Linked DNA regions of Homo sapiens: all the other regions are linked to region 1. The links are chromatin loops, found by intact Hi-C in ENCODE. Cell type or tissue: A673. All regions are shown on one strand.

Evidence for each region. Hi-C counts contacts between places; a loop is a spot of excess contacts. Peaks named below come from ENCODE experiments on the same cell type or tissue, not always from the same donor. Only the 100,000 strongest peaks of a DNase experiment are listed, where the experiment ranks them.
Region 2: a loop joins it to region 1, with 5 times the contacts of the local background. A loop is called at or near these places in 4 of 110 quality-filtered maps.
Region 3: a loop joins it to region 1, with 10 times the contacts of the local background. A loop is called at or near these places in 20 of 110 quality-filtered maps.
Region 4: a loop joins it to region 1, with 6 times the contacts of the local background. A loop is called at or near these places in 11 of 110 quality-filtered maps.

The regions. Positions count from the first base shown.
Region 1 is chr18:59,248,025-59,250,524 of GRCh38, forward strand. No RefSeq gene overlaps it. Among named protein-coding and RNA genes, the nearest start is that of RAX, 24 kb to the right of the region's middle. In A673, a CTCF peak has its summit at 1,349 (motif pointing right); a DNase peak (open chromatin) is centred at 1,387; H3K27ac peaks cover 673 bases.
Region 2 is chr18:58,775,220-58,777,719 of GRCh38, forward strand. The region is part of intron 1 of LOC105372146 (a long non-coding RNA gene); the gene reads right to left. Among named protein-coding and RNA genes, the nearest start is that of LINC01926, 37 kb to the right of the region's middle. RefSeq lists an enhancer at 1-241. In A673, no CTCF peak of the experiment used is centred here; a DNase peak (open chromatin) is centred at 1,072.
Region 3 is chr18:59,307,684-59,310,183 of GRCh38, forward strand. All of the region lies in intron 2 of CPLX4 (complexin 4), which reads right to left. Among named protein-coding and RNA genes, the nearest start is that of CPLX4, 9.7 kb to the right of the region's middle. RefSeq lists silencers at 1,008-1,077, 1,128-1,177, 1,218-1,277. In A673, a CTCF peak has its summit at 949 (motif pointing right); DNase peaks (open chromatin) are centred at 708 and 978; H3K4me3 peaks cover 1,238 bases.
Region 4 is chr18:59,822,714-59,825,213 of GRCh38, forward strand. It overlaps the pseudogene RPLP0P12. Among named protein-coding and RNA genes, the nearest start is that of PMAIP1, 76 kb to the right of the region's middle. In A673, a CTCF peak has its summit at 1,108; a DNase peak (open chromatin) is centred at 1,088.

The DNA of each region.
Region 1 (2,500 bases):
CCACCAGATGTCTTACACACCTAAAATTCTACTATTAAAGAATGACTCCTTTGGGTTGGTCACCATGACCCCAGAAATTTAAAATGTAACTATTTCTAGATGGGTGATATATTAGGATACTTATTAATGCCTTGGTATTCAATACCAGGTTTTAGAGACTAACCTAAGTGGAAATCCCACAGCATATAATGTCTAATGGAAGGCCTAAACTTATTATCTATTTGCTGTGTTTTGAAGCCTCCAGGAAGGGGATAGTATGAATCAAATAGTTTTGACTGTGCAGGCACTTAAAATCCTAATCTTGGCTGGGCGTGGTGGCTCACAACTGTAATCCCAGCACTTTGAGAGGCCAAGGTGGGCAAATTGCCTGAGCTCAGGAGTTCAAAACCAGCCTGGGCGACATGGTGAGACCACATCTCTACTAAAAATACAGCAAGTTAGCCTGTCATGGCGGTGCACACTTGTAATCCCAGTTACTCGGGAGGCTGAGGCATAAGAATCGCTTGAACCCAGCAGGTGCAGGTTGCAGTGAGCTGAGATCAGGCACTCCAGCCTGGGTGACAGAGCTAGACTCTGTCTCTGAGAAGAAAGAAAGAAAGAAAGAAAGAAAGAAAGAAAGAAAGAAAGAAAGAAAGAAAGAAAGAAAGAAAGAAGGAAGGAAGGAAAGAAAGAGAAAGAAAGAAAGAGAAAGAAGGAAGGAAGGAAGGAAAGAAAGAAAGAGAAAGAAAGAGAGAAGGAAAGAAAGAAAGAAAGAGAAAGAGAAGGAAAGAAAAAGAAAAAGGCAGAAAAGAAAGAGAGAGAAAGAGAGAAAGGAAGGTAGGAAGAAAAAGAGAGAAAGAGAAAGAAAGAAAGAGAAGGAAGGAAGGAAGGAAGATTCTACTCTTAGTTGAATTTTTTAAAAAATGATTAGATTTGAATTAAGAACTGCCCTACTGTAGAGCTCATTTTATTGAAGAAAAAAAAGTAAATATTTGTTCATGAGAGTCTCAAAGGTGCAGTCAATCACACTTTGAATAAATTAACTTAAAACCAATTTCTTCCTGATGAGAATTATGGAGCAGCATGAAAACATGGAAGCATAAGCTTTCTTAGCCTCCTGATTTTTCTTAAGGTGGCTTTACTGATATAAAAAGCCCCATGGTTGAGTTGACTTCGCCTGAGTGGGAATGTGAGTGGAAAAGGAGGAGCTTTTCATTTAAGGGGGAGCGTAAAGTTCAAGACTGGGGGTACTCAGAAGGGAAGGTCATTTTCTGGCTGAAACCCTTATTGCTGATGATTGCAAGAGGGAGTGAGACATTCTACTAGAAGCGTCTACTGCACACTCAGCAGTTGAAGTTCTCAAGATAGCCATCAGATGGCAGCCTCAGCCAAATTTCTGAAGTAAATTTGCTCTCCGGATCAGAATTTTGCAGCTGGGAGATATTACAGATCCTATAGTCCAGCCCCTTTATTTCCCAGCCAAGGAACTCTAGCCAGAGTGAAGTCAAGTCTTGCTTAAAGCCACATATCAAGTCAGTAGCAGAACTAGGGTTCTTACTATCTCCCAACAAGGAATCCAATAATCTCCCTATGATCGTGATCTGAAAGAAGCGTTCCCTCACCCCAAAAAGAAACAAAGTAGGGTATAGAAAAAATAAAAAGAGCCTTCTGAGTGCTCAGACAGCTGTTTGAGGTTGAGTACAAAGTCTTACAGGCTAAAACTTGAGCCTTGAGCAGATTTTTGGTCAACTGTCAGGCAGTCAAGTTAACTGAGGACCCATTTGCTCTCCAAAAAAAAAAAAAAAAAACGGGTGTGTAGGAGGAGATGGGAGAGGTAGGAAGGGGTGGGTCAGGGATAGAAGAAAACCAAGGAGAGGTCGGCCGCAGTCACGCACGCCTGTAATCCCAGCACTATGGGAGGCCGAGGCGGGCGGATCAATTAAGGTCAGGAGTTCGAGACCAGCCTGGCCAACATGGTGAAAGCCCAACTCTACTAAAACACAAAAAAAATTACCAGGCGTGATGGCGGGCACCTGTAATCCCAGCTACTCAGGAGGCTGCAGTGAGCGAAGATCGCGCTACTGCACTACAGCCTGGACGACAGAGCGAGATTTCCTCTCTCAAATACAAACAAACAAAACAACAACAACAATAACAAAAGCAAAGAGAGACCCCTGGAGGAGATGAGCTTTGATTGAAGAATAGAAAGCTGCAATGAGGCCGGACGCGGTGGCTCACGACCGTAATCCCAGTACTTTGGGAGGCCGAGGCGGGCAGATCACGAGGTCAGGAGATCGAGACCATCCTGGCTAACACAGTGAAACCCTGTCTCTACTAAAAATACAAAAAACTAGCTGGGCATGGTGGCGGGCGCCTGTAGTCCCAGCTACTCGGGAGGTTGAGGCAGGAGAATGGCGTGAACCTGGGAGGTGGAACTTGCAGTGAGCGGAGATTGCGCCACTGCACTCCAGCCTGGGCGACAGAGCGAGACTCCGTCTCAAAAAAAAAAAAAAAAAAAAAA
Region 2 (2,500 bases), 470 kb before region 1:
GTGAAACACTGTCTCTACTAAAAATACAAAAAATTAGCCAGGTGTGGTGGCACGTGCCTGTAATCCCAGCTACTTGGGAGGCTGAGACACAAGAATCACTTGAACTCGGGAGGCAGAGGTTGCAGTGAGCCGAGATCAGGTCACTGCACTCCAGCCTGGGCGACACAGCAAGACTCCATCTCATAACAAAAAAAAAAAAAAGGCAATGTGACGGCAGAGGAGAGACTGCAGTGATGCTCTTTGAAGACGGAGGAAGAGACCATGAGCTGAGGAACCCAGGCAGCTAATGAAAGCTGGAAGCTGCCAAGAAGCGTCTCCCCTCAGAGCCTGCAGAAAAAAACAGCCCTGCCAATACCTTGACTTTAGCCCAGTGAAACTGACTTCAGATTTCTGTTCTCCAGAACTATCTAAGAATTTTTTTTTTTGAGACAGAGTCTTGCTCTGTCGCCCAGGCTGGAGTGCAATGGTGTGATCTCGGCTCACTGCAACCTCTGCCTCCCGGGTTCAAGTGATTCTCTTGCCTCAACCTCCCAAGTAGCTGGGATTACAGGTGCGTACCACTACACCCAGCTAATTTTTGTATTTTTAGAAGAGACAAGGTTTCATCAGGTTAGCCAGGCTGGTCTCAAACTTCTGACCTCAGATGATCCACCCACCTCGGCCTCCTGAAGTGCTGGGATTATAGGCCTGAACCACCGTGCCTGGCGGCTGCAGTCTTTTCTATGCACAGCTCTTGCTGCTTCCTGACATGAGACCTTCTCAGCACTTTCTGCCCTTTCCTGAGAAACTTTTTCCCCTCAACAATGAAATATGTATACTGAATACCCACTCCATGCCAGGCACTGTGCTAGCTGGTAGGGGACTAAGATGAATAACTTCAGGAAGCTGAACAGGACACATACCCCTTTTGGGGTTTAAATGTTTATATGGTTTGGATGTGTCCGCTCAAAATCTCATGTTGAAATGTGATCCCCAATGTGGTAGGTGGGGCCTAGTGGGAAGTGTTTGGGTGATGGGGGCGGATCCCTTATGAATGGCTTGGTGTTGTCCTCACAGGAATGAGCAAGTTCTCACTCTATGAGTTCACATGAGATCTGATTGTTTGAAAGAGGCTGGCACCTCCTCCTCCTCTTGCCATGTGACAGACTGGCTTCCTTTGGCCTTCCGCCATGATAAGCTTCCTGAGGACTCCCCAGAAGCAAATGTCAGCCCTATACTATCTGTACAGCCTGCAGAACTGTGAGCCAAATAAACTTCTTTTCTTTAAACAATCTAGCCTCAGGTATTTCTTCATAGCAACACAAAAAGACTAACACAAATATATAACTTATGTAATTTTTGGCCAGGTACGGTGGCTCACACCTGTAATCCTAGCACTTTGGGAGGCTGAGGCAGGCAGATCACTTAAGGTCAGGAGTTCAAAACCAGTCTGGCCAACATGGTAAAACCCTGTCTCTACTAAAAATACAAAAAAATTAGCCAGGCATGTAATCCCAGCTACTTGGGAAGCTGAGACAAGAGAATTGCTTCATCCCGGAAGGCGGAGGGTGCAGTGAGCCAAGATCACACCACTGCACTCCAGCCTGGGCAACAGAACGAGACTTTCTAAAAAAAAAAAAAAAACACAAAAAACAACAACAACAACAACAACACTTACATAATTTCTCTTTCTTTCCTATAGCAGATGTTGGTACTCTGCCCATATCTTGCAGGGCTCACCACTTCAATGTGCTCTTCCAAATGCCAATATCTGCATCTGTTTCCTAAGGGTTTTCTCCAGAGGTGGTTCTGCCTATGTACCCAGCAGCCTGGAGGTACCCAGGGATTCACACCAACTCCCGCCTCTTCAACCAGTGACTGATATGAGTTAGAGCATAAATCCATCAGCTCCTTCATCTCTTAGGTGGGATCACTGTTTTTGATACAGGGTCTCCCTCTGTCCCCCAGTCCAGAGCGCAGTGGTGCAATCACGGTTCACTGCAGCCTCAACCTCCTGTGCTCAAGCAATTTTCTTGCCTCAGCCTCCCGAGTAGCTGAAACTACAGGTGTGCCACCTCACCTGGCTAATTTTTAATTTTTTGTAGAGACGGAGCTCACTATGTTGCCCAGGTGGTCTCAAATTCCTGGCCTCAGGTGATCCTCTCACCTCAGCCTTCTAAAGTGCTGGGATTACAAGTGTGAACCACCTCACCTGGCTTATTTTCATGTAATCATCAGCTTGAACCTCAATTGAAATAATCAATTCTATCAAATTAGAAACGTGCAGGTTTACAGAGCACCCACTTGGGCCCTAGCTCAGCTCTGAGCAGCCTATTTTCGACTCTAAGAGCTGCAGGTGAAGATGAACTTCCCAGAAGCGTCCTTCTGGCTGGGGTTGGGGCTGTCCTGGAGCTGTGAGGGGCCATGCTGTCTTCAAAGACAGGCTGGAGGAGAGACCAGCAGACATCACCTTAGTCATATGGCTAAAGTAACATCACCAGTAATGAGACATGTCAACATC
Region 3 (2,500 bases), 60 kb after region 1:
CTCCTTGCTCCTTAATGAAGCATCTAGGAGACAAAACCCTACACCTCGCATCCCCACTGTGTTTTTCTGATTTTTTTTTTTTTTTTGAAATGGAGTCTTGCTCTGTCGCCCAGGCTGGAGTGCAGTGGCCCAATCTCGGCTCACTGCAGCCTCTGCATCCCGGGTTCCAGCAATTCCCCTGCCTTAGCCTCCTGGGTAGCTGGGATTACAGGGGTCCGCCACCATGGCCGGCTAATTTTTTTTGCCCGGCTAATTTTTTTTTTTTTGTATTTGTAGTAGAGACGGGGTTTCACCATGTTGGCCAGGCTGGTTTTGAACTCTTGACCTCAGGTGATCCGCCCGCCTCGGCCTCTCAATGTGCTGGGATTACAGGCGTGAGCCACCGCGTCCGGCCTCTCTCTAAGGATGGCTTTCTAAAGGTTCCATTACGGAGTTTCCTCTGCGTAATCAGAGACAGACTTTAGGTACCTACAGTTCAATAACAACCAGCAGCTAAGCCACTGGGTAAGTTGGCTGAATTCAGTATTAGAATAAAAAGCATGGCACTGGAGGCCTGGGGCATGATTCTGCCCCCCATAAGCTTCATTTATTCAGTCATCTCTCAAGGCCGAAGATTCCAATTCCTTCAGCCCGCCCTCGATTGCTGTCGTTTCAGAATCTCTCTGCAGCCTGGTCACTGCGGAGACAGCGGAAACTCGGCTGTTTGCGAGCTCCCTCTCCCGTTATGCCATGGGAGGATAGAAAACGCACGATCTGGTCCTTAATAACAAAATAGTAAGGCTTTTTTTTTTTCCTTTTCTTTCTTTCTTTGTTGTTGTTTTGTTTTCCCCCCCATCCCATCCAATGACCTATCAAGACTTTTTTTTTTTTTTTTTTTAAGTCACCTCTAGAAATTGGTTTCTGCCCCTCCCTGGTCCTGCCACCACCCGCAGCCCGGGTTCCGCCTCCCGCGGGTGCCAGTGGCCGCGGCGCTAGGAACACCAGGGGGCGCCGGCGTCGAGGATTCGGGGCCCGCGCTGGCGACCGCTGCGCCCTCCTTGCTCCAGCCAGGATCTGGCTTGGACGGGAGCGGCTGTTCTGCATAGCCTGGGCAGACGTTAGCCTGGGAAACGTGTCTGTCCCCCGCAGCCTCTTTTTCGCCACATGGGCCATCGAAGGGTCCCTGTACCCAGAGCCTCGTCAGTGCGGGGACGCGGGCGGGAGGGTAACGTGCGACAAGTGACAGCGCGGGAGGCAGAGGAGGCGCCCAAGGGTGGGGCTGGTTTGCAAGCGCAAAGTGTTGCACTGGGGTAGGGGAAGTTAGCCACAGCTGGTGATAACTGGACTAAGTGGAATACGATCCAGCTGATTTTTTAAACTTTTAAATTTTAGTTTTTAAACTGCTCCTTGCAGAGCAGGGCAGTCTGCCCAGAGTAGCCGATTTTTCTTATCATATAGTTTTATTAGGTGCTATTTTTATAGCTAGCTACACGGGATTAGAATTTCCATGTGCTTTACAAAAAGCAGGCAATTGTATTATTGGTATTTGTAGTATCTTCCATACCATAGGCACGGTTTTGAAACATTGTGTGTAGAATCCATTGTTACAAATGCAACCAAATATAAAAACGCCCTTGGAGGAGGGGGTCCCCACCTGGAAGTAAACTGCAATGAATGATGGTGTGTACAATGTTCTCAAGTGAAATTCTTATCTGTTTGTTTGGATTGTATTTGGAATTTAGACAGCTACTTGCAGATCTAGGGTCAAACCGTTAGACAACACAGGAGAAATAATATGCTCCCATTTTTTTAAGCCACGTGGAATTCAAAACTGCCCTAAAATTTTGGGGAACAGCTCAAAATATTAAGAGTAGAAAGAGGCCGGGCGCAGTGGCTCACGCCTATAATCCCAGCACTTAGGGAGGCCGAGGTGGGCGGATCACAAGGTCAGGAGATCGAGACCATCCTGGTTAACACGGTGAAACCCCGTGTCTACTAAAAATACAAAAAATTAGCCAGGAGTGGTGGTGGGCGCCTGTAGTCCCAGCTACTCGGGAGACTGAGGCAGGAGAATGGGGTGAACCCAGGAGGCAGAGCTTGCAGTGAGGGGAGATCATGCCACTGCACTCCAGCCTGGGTGACAGAGTGAGACTCTGTGTCAAAAAAAAAAAAAAAAAAAAGAAAAAGAAAAAAAGAGTAGAAAGAACAAATGCCTTGAAAGGAGGAGCCCTGTTGAAGTCCTTTTGTGAACAAGCTGCTCTTTTTCATGGTTGTGGGGCCTGAGTTCCAGTCCTAAGTCTGTCACAGGAGATGTGGCTTATTGCAAAGCTACTTAACCCTCCTGGGCTGCAGTTATCTCAGGTGTAAAATGACGCAGTGGTATGAGATTATTAGATGAGCTTTATGGTCTCTTTCATGGTCTATGAGAAAATCAGGTGGGGTCTCAAATGCATTATGCATTTGAAACAGCTGTAGAAAAGGGGCTATATGAACATCAGTAAGCCATGCAATGAAAGACACT
Region 4 (2,500 bases), 570 kb after region 1:
TTTTTTTCTTCTTCTTTTTGTAACCTGCCTACCAGAGAAATGGGATGCCAAGGTCTTCCTTCGGGGATACAAATATTTCTTCATCACACAAATCTCTTGATCACAATGACGTGGCAGAAAGCTTGTTCTGAAGCATTGCTGTAAATTATATGAAAGCATTATTTAATGTGTTTGGCCTTATGGCTTCATCTTCCTAATTATGTTTATTTTGATAAGCATGCTAATCAGTCTGGGGTAAGAGGGTGAAGGTGGAAATTAGGATTATAGTTAAAATATGCCTGGGGCAGGAGAGCCTCTTGTGAGTAAACATCTAATCGTAATTCACATGAATTGCACATGAAGCCCATCAAGAGTTGGCACCACCTCAGATCTGAAATTGGCTCATTCTTCCTTCATCATCTTACTTTCTACCCTATCTCAGAAAAGTTATCGCTTTCCTTTTTCCAAGGGAGCATCTCTGTCCCTAACATGGCAGAAAGAAAGAAAATGTGACTGAAAAACTGATAAAAGGACTGAGGCTGGATGAGATTTTTGTCACAGAAGAGTTTTAAATGGAGTGATCCTATGGTCAAAGTGATGCGATTTTCTGTGAACAGCTGGACAAAGTGATACAAATGTGTTCCTAGCAGAAAAGCAGATTTAGATCCTCCCAAGAGCTCAGCAATGATGTATGGTGCCAATTACTGTTGTTTGCTTTTTGTTTTGGTTCATCTGTTTTTCTCTCGCTCACCCATACCCAATTCTGTCATTTACGCCAGGCTATTGTTTATGACAGTCACAGCTTTCCAAAGAACCCCCAATCCCTGCTAGTCCCCTTTCCAGCAAAACTGGAAACTCACAGGGCTTGCCCAGTTTTCCTTGCAGTTTCATGTCATGTATGTTTGGGAGCTGAGTCCCTCCTGAGGATGAGAAGAAAACAATTCTCTATGTAGTTATGTACTCTGGTATCGGCATTTATTTGGGGTTTGGGAAAGCCTCTAAAGCAATGAAGAAGGAAATCAGAAAAATCCCAGGCGTTGCATTTTGGTGGCCTTTGATCAGCTGGGAGATGGCTCAGGGCCTGCTGTCTTCTCTTTCTATTGAGCTCACAGCGCCATCTCTTGTCCTCCCAGGTAATTACAGGTGGCAATAGCTCTTGGAGCACTAAAGGATATTTCACTGGGCTCTAGAATCTTCGCACTCAGCATCAGGAGCTAGGCTATGAGAGCTATTGTCACCTGTAAACAGTATCTTTTTTTCTCTCACCAGGTGTCCTCGCAGGAGTGACATCGTCTTTAAATCCTATGTGGCAATCCCTGACGCACCGTCGTGATGCCCACGGAAGACAGGGTGACCTGGAAGTCCAACTACTTCCTTAAGATCATCCAGCTTTTGGATGGTTATCCGAAATGTTTCATGGTGGGAGCAGACAATCTGGGCTCCAAGCAGATGCAGCAGATCCTCAAGTCCCTCCGAGGGAAGGCCATGGTGCTGATGGGCAAGAAACCATGATGCTCAAGGCCATCCAAGGGCACCTGGAAAACAGCCGAGCTCTGGAGAAACTGTTGCCTCGTATCCAGGGAAATGTGGGCTTTGTGTTCACCAAGGAGGACCTCACTGAGATCAGGGACATGCTGGTAGCCAGTAAGGTGCCAGGAGCCACCTGTGCTGGTGCCATTGCCCCATGTGATGTCACTGTGCCAGGCCATCCTTGAGAAGACCTCCTTTTTTATTTTTTTGAGATGGAGTTTCCCTGTTGTTGCCCAGGCTGGAGTGCAATGGCACGATCTTGGCTTACCACAACCTCTGTCTCCCAGGTTCAAGCGATTCTCCTGCCTCAGCCTCCTGAGTAGCTGGGATTACAGGCATGTGCCACCACACCTGGATAATTTTTTTTTTTTTTTTTTGTATTTTTAGTAGAGATGGGGTTTCTCCATGTTGGTCAGGTTGGTCTCGAACTTATGACCTCAGGTGATCTGCCCGTCTCGGCATCCCAAAGTGCTGGGATTACAGGCTGAGAAGACCTCCTTTTTCCAGGCTTTAGGCATCATCACTAAAACCTTTGGGCACCACTGAAATCCTGAGTGATGTGCAGCTGATCAAGACTGGAGTCAAAGTGGGAGCCAGCGAAGCCACACTGCTGAACATGCGGAACATCTCTCCCTTCTCCTTTGGGCTGGTCATCCAGCAGGTGTTTGACAATGGCAGCATCTACAATACTGAAGTGCTTGACATCACAGAGGAAATTCTGAATCCTCACTTCCTGGAGGGTGTCCGCAACATTGCCAATGTCTGTCTGCAGATTGGTTATCCAGCTGTTGCCTCCGTACCCCATTCTACCATCAGTGGGTACAAATGAGTCCTGGCTTTGTCTGTGGAGACTGATTACACCTTCCCACTTGCTGGAAAGTTCAAGGTGTTCTTGGTTGATCCATATGCCTTTGCGGCTGCTACCCCTGTGGCCACTGCCACCACAGCTGCTCCTTCTGCTGCTGCAGCCTCAGCTAAGATTGAAGCCAAG